Regions from separate parts of the Mus musculus genome. Here region 1 is linked to region 2. A link is a contact called in ENCODE Hi-C or POLR2A ChIA-PET data. All regions are on one chromosome and are shown on one strand. Each heading gives the region's core, a stretch centred on a gene start or an enhancer-like site at or near the end of the contact. The rest is flanking DNA. Distances are from core to core; before and after follow the strand shown.

Evidence for each region. Hi-C counts contacts between places; a loop is a spot of excess contacts on that map. ChIA-PET counts read pairs that join two places held with the same protein, here RNA polymerase II (POLR2A).
Region 1: a map of left cerebral cortex shows a loop between it and region 2 (4-fold over the local background). The contact joins the promoter of Rap2a here to the enhancer-like site in region 2. A Hi-C loop is called at or near these places in 3 of 37 maps with a recorded cell type or tissue (all left cerebral cortex). POLR2A ChIA-PET finds 5 or more read pairs at or near these places in 1 of 5 experiments (Patski).

The regions. Positions count from the first base shown.
Region 1 is chr14:120,476,904-120,479,765 of GRCm38, forward strand. It overlaps Rap2a (RAS related protein 2a), which reads left to right and starts at 1,558. Exons shown (of 2, transcript NM_029519.3): 1 at 1,558-2,137. The coding sequence starts at 1,824.
Region 2 is chr14:120,432,796-120,435,575 of GRCm38, forward strand. No RefSeq gene overlaps it. Among named protein-coding and RNA genes, the nearest start is that of Rap2a, 44 kb to the right of the region's middle. Within about 2 kb of position 1,470, at least 2 of the 3 ENCODE cell types and tissues checked have a DNase peak (open chromatin) inside an H3K27ac peak, as active enhancers do; they include left cerebral cortex, where a contact is called at or near this core.

The DNA.
Region 1 (2,862 bases), core at 308-2,807, 44 kb after region 2:
TCCACTCTACAATGACCTCTGTAAGAAATCAGAATGGTGGAGAGGTACACCAAGCTCTGACAGAACTGAAAAAATACAGCCTTCTGAAAAGTGTGAGGTAGTTATGGTTAGAGTTGTCATTTCAAGGACATGGTTTAATGAAGATAAATGCAACGAACAGTTATTGCAGAGGGTGTAAATTTTCATGTATTTGCGATTGTGGCTGGGAGCGTATGACGAAGATTCGGGGGCCAAAGATACGCTGGTTTACAACGGGGTAGAAAATACACATTTGAGGAGGCATGATCGGAGGACCACAGCAACTGCTGCCAGATGGATGTCTCCTGAGGGACCGGAAAATTTCTCACCCTGAAGACAAAAGTCCCAGTTTTCTCGATTCAGCCCACGATCCAGCCCGCATCCTCTGCCACCACTTCCATGCCCATCTCCAGGCAGAATGCCACGGAGGCGACGTTAGAACAGAACTCATCCCTCTTGTCTGCCAACGCAACCCGCTCCGGTGCCAGAACACCAGGGGGTCGGGCGCTCGAACCCTGCCCCTCCCAGTTCCCCAGCAGCCCTGCACTGTCTCCACAGTGCAGGTTTGATTGGCTCCGCCCAGCCCTCTGTCACTCCTCAGTTGGCCTACGATTGGGTACCAGGCCGTGCGCAAGCGCAAACTCTCAGCCCCTCCAGGCCCCGGAGGGGAGTTGGCTCAGTCTATCACTGGGTCTTACACCAATTGGTTAGCAAGATGAGACGCCTTTTCATTGGTCAAGAGTGGTAGTCTAGAGTCCGGACTCACAATCTGATTGGCTACAGTGAATCCGAGCTTCCGCGCAGACACCCCCGCAGGCTGTTGCTGAGATGTTCTGGGGTCTCCCGACAGTGGGGGGCGGATCCGAGCTCCAGGTTTTCCAGGCGCCCAAGGCTGTCTACCAGCCCGGGGGGAGGAGCTCGGCTTACGTCAAACTCGACAAGGGCGGGGCTAGAGGGCGGGCCGGTGACGTCATCGGGCGCGGACCGGGTTTGCGTGTAGCCTGGGCGCCACGGACTAGCCGAGCTTCGATTTGCTTGTGTAACTCATGGCGGCGGCCCTTAAGGCTCACGTCGTTACGTATAACGGGATCAAGCCAAAGCTCTCCGAAGGCTGACAGGCTGAGTCATGTATGTCAGCCATAGGCCGGCCCGTCCTGAGGTCCCCAAGCACGGTGCGCACGGCTTCCTAAGCCCACGGTCCCTCCACCGTCACCTCCCGCAAACCCCCGAGCGTGGGCGTCTGACGTTGCCTGCCTTCGGGCGGAGGAGAGCGCGCAGACGCAGTACGGAGGCCGGTCAGGCTGGGTGTTGCCGGGTGTCGCGGAAGCCGGTCTTCTCTGGAGCGCGCGGACGGTCGCTAGGCGACGGCGCGAGGGGCGGGCTTTCTTATAGACCCCTCCCACCCGGCTGGCTCCGCCCCGGGCAGCGCTGCGGCTGGGCTCGGGCGCGCGCTCCAGCGCTGGGGAAGCGGCGGCGGCGGCGGCAGCAGCGGCGGCGGGAGCTGGGCGTGGAGGCGCGAGGGGCGGGGCGGGCGGCATTGCGGGCCCGCGGTTCGGGCGGCTCCGGCTCGAGGTCGAGCTCTGTTGCTGCTCTCGCCCTCGGGGCTGCATCGTCCTCCCGCTTGGCCCGCTCACAGGGCCGCGCACGACTCGTTCAGCTGCAGCCCCGCTGCCGGCGCCCGGGGCGCTGCCGCGGCCGTGAGCCGACGAGTCCGTAAGGGCGGCGGGGCCGCGGGGTCGGGGCGCGGCGCGCGGGCGCAGGTCTATGTCGCGGGCGGCGGCGGCGGCGGCGGCCGCGCAGGGACGATGCGCGAGTACAAAGTGGTGGTGCTGGGCTCGGGCGGGGTAGGCAAATCCGCCCTGACCGTGCAGTTCGTGACCGGCACCTTCATTGAGAAATACGACCCCACCATCGAGGACTTCTACCGCAAGGAGATCGAGGTGGACTCCTCGCCTTCGGTGCTGGAGATCCTGGACACCGCGGGCACCGAGCAGTTCGCGTCCATGCGGGACCTGTACATCAAGAACGGCCAGGGCTTCATCCTGGTCTACAGCTTGGTCAACCAGCAGAGCTTCCAAGACATCAAGCCCATGCGGGACCAGATCATCCGCGTGAAGCGGTGAGCAGAGCGGGGCACACGGGGCTCGGTGGCTGCGGCGATCCCGGTCCTTGGCTTGCCCGGGCTACACCACCTCCTCCAGGGGCTCAGATTTGTGGGCTTTGTTTCACAAGTGAAATTGGGCATCCTGTTAACCCTCAGCCCAGCCCTTTGTCTCTAGGACGTTGGTAGCGCTTCTTCGGGACCCTAGAAAGAACAAAGTTTCAAACTTGCAAGGAAAGAAGGGATGAGTAGGTGGGCGCTAGGGAAAGGGGAGCTGTCTTAGTGTAGGCACGCCTGTGAAGAGTGAGCGCGCGCTTAAATGCACCCGTAAGAGGTTTGACAGCCGAAATTTGTACATACATATCTTGTGACAGTGTCAATACTAAGTTAGGGGGGACCTTTCTCGTTGCGGAAAAGATTAAATGTTGCCAGGAGGTTGGCAGAAATGGATTAGTGCAAAACTTTAAAGACACATTGGCAAATAATTTGAAGACCACACAACATTCAGTTGGCTTGGCATATAGAAGCACACTTGTGACATTTACGCGGAGAGCGTGCAGATTCAGTTCTCTTTCTCTCTTAAAAGCTAGCCTCCTCATCCCCCCCCCGCACCCCCCCCCCGAAAAAAAAAAGAACAGGGAAGGAGGCTATTCTTGGAAAACAAACAGAAGTTTAGTCTGAGTTCTGGCTTGTGTATCAGCTAATTTAAAGTTAATGCAAAAAAAAAAAAAAAAAGAAGAAGA
Region 2 (2,780 bases), core at 220-2,719:
CACAAGCTGCATTCTAGCTAGAGTGTGCTCTTAAGACCACATTTTGTGCTAGAGAGTCAGCTCAGCAATTAAGAGAGCTGGCTGTTCTTCAAGAGGACCAGGGTTCAATTCCCAGGACCTATATGGTGGCTCAGGACCTACATGGCAGCTCTCAATTCTGTAAATGCAGTTTCAGGGAATCTAATACCCTCTTCTGGCCACCACAGGCATTGCATGCCTATGGTGCACAGAAAATACATGCAGGTAGATCACCCATACATATAAATAATAAAAATTAAGGTTAAAAAATAAAACTTGCTTCTCAAACCCAAGAGGATATGAAAGCAACCTACTTTATACATCTTTAGCATAAAATTGCTTAGGTATAAAATATCAGTTGTCTTATATAGTTCTTTGTTGTCTTAGTTAGGGTTTCTATTCCTGCACAAACATCATGACCAAGAAGCAAGTTGGGGAGGAAAGGGTTTATTTGGCTTACACTTCCACATTGCTGTTCATCACCAAGGAAGTCAGGACTGGAACTCAAGCAGGTCAGGAAGCAGGAGCTGATGCAGAGGCCATGGAGGGATGTTCCTTACTGGCTTGCTCAGCCTGCTCTCTTATAGAACCAAGACCACCAGCCCAGAGATGGTCCCACCCACAAGGGGCCTTTCCCCCTTGATCCCTAATTGAGAAAATGCCTTACAGTTGTATCTCATGGAGGCATTTCCTCAACTGAAGCTCCTTTCTCTGTGATAACTCCAGCTGTGTCAAGTTGACACAAAACTAGCTAGTAAAAACCCAAGAGGCTATGAAAGCAACCTACTTTATACATCTTTAGCATAAAATTGCTTAGGTATAAAATATCAGTTGTCTTATATAGTTCTCTGTCAAATATATTATTTCAGTTTTTAGACGATGTCATCTAAAAATTGTATTTCAGACGCAGTAACACATTCTTTGTCCTTTAATCAAAGGGTGGGGTTTTTTGCAACACAATAGAATTAGGGGCAGCCATGCAAACTGAAATAATATCCCACATGCAAACTGAAATAATATCCCAACTCCCTAGAGAATAATCTCCCCACTTCAAGTTCCCAAGTGTCTGGGAAATGGAGTAACTACTGCTGTTGAAGCCTTCCTTTCCTCTCCATGAAAATTACTGAGTCATTGTGAATAAACATGACTCACAAAGAATGAATTGATAATGGCTTCCCTCTGTTCCTCGGTGGAGGAGGCAGGGGAGGTGAGTGGCAGGGCTGGAGGTCCCAGCTCCAAACTCCATGTTAAATAGTCTGTGTAAATTTCCATCAAGTCTGCCCTGCAGCAATGAAGAGAGTTGCCAATAACCGACAAGCGATTCCAGCTGCTGCAGAGATTCTTGACTCAGAGCACAGCAAACGCACAGTGTTCTGTACACTGGGACTCTAGGTCACCTGTGCTTTCCCACGTCTGTCCTTCCAGGTAAGGAGATCCCCAGCTGCACCCAGCACCTATGCCTGGCACATCTTACATGCCTACCCGGCCAGCGCACACTCCAATTTCCTCTTTTGTTTCAGTTCCCTTAATAACTGCCTGCCATCTGGAGGTGTCTTCCTGGGGCATTCCATGTGACGTTCACATGTGCTGGTTGGCTTGATTTTTAGTAAGGTCATTTCAGATACTCCTCACACTGATCTGTTCTCATGAAGTTCGGTAGAATAGTGGCTGGTTTGGTTCACATACATTCTACGCCTTTTCTAGCTTTACAGAGGATCCCTTAGACTCACCAGTGGAGGAAAAGCAAAACCTCATAAAAATTAGGCAACCCTTTTATCGACTGGAACTTCAAGTTTTGGCTCATCCTAACTCCCCGGCCCATGTTGGAATGAACTTGCTCTGTGGTATTCTTTAAGCTACACTTTCATATTCTAAGTACAGAATTTATGTAGCTTTAAAGCAAAATGTTCATTTAAAATTTTTTTTTACTTCAAATAAATGGGTATTCTTCCCTGTCATAATTATACACTGTAAGAAATACTTTGTAGTTATAACTACAAAGTACTATTAGAGATTCAGGACAGAGCTTAATTCTTTATTAGGACCAGAAGTGCCTTCTCTCCGGGGTATCCCAGCTTTGTTTAGCTTTTGTCAAGTTCCATATGGTTCTGCTAAAATAAAGCAGAATGAAATTCATTGAGTTTAGCCCAATAATGATGTTTCATGAAGTCATGAGTAGCCAGACTCATATATAGTCCCTGAGAGATGTAATTTGAAAGCCCAAGGAAAACAGCCAGAGAGAATAAATTTCTGTATAAAGGTCACAAAAGGTAACACATGGAAGGCATTCCACTAAAATCCAATTCTGTCCAGAGAGGGTGAAAAAAGTTGGATATCACTCTTGTTTGCTTTTATGTCCTGACTCTACTGTGGATCTGTCCAGGCCTTTGGCTTATGTAAGCAGAAAGCAGTCAGATTGGTTCTTGCTGCATACCAAAACAATAGAAATGGGGTCAGTCCTTCTCTTCTGCTAGAAAACTCTTCTAAGCACACAAGTCAAGTGCTGTGTTTGCCAAGGCTTCCCCTTCTCTGACCTCCACTGAGCCCTCAAATTGAGAGATGGAAACCTGTGCATGCATTGAAATATGAAATGCATATTTCTACTTACAAAGGTAGAAAATGTATCCAAAGTAACTTGACAGTTTAAAGAACGCTAGGACGGACAGAGCACTAGCTGTGTCCAGATAAATTGATTAGGTTTATGGAGATGTACCAAACAAAGCGCATAATAAATGCATATCTAGGACTCTGACATATTTATA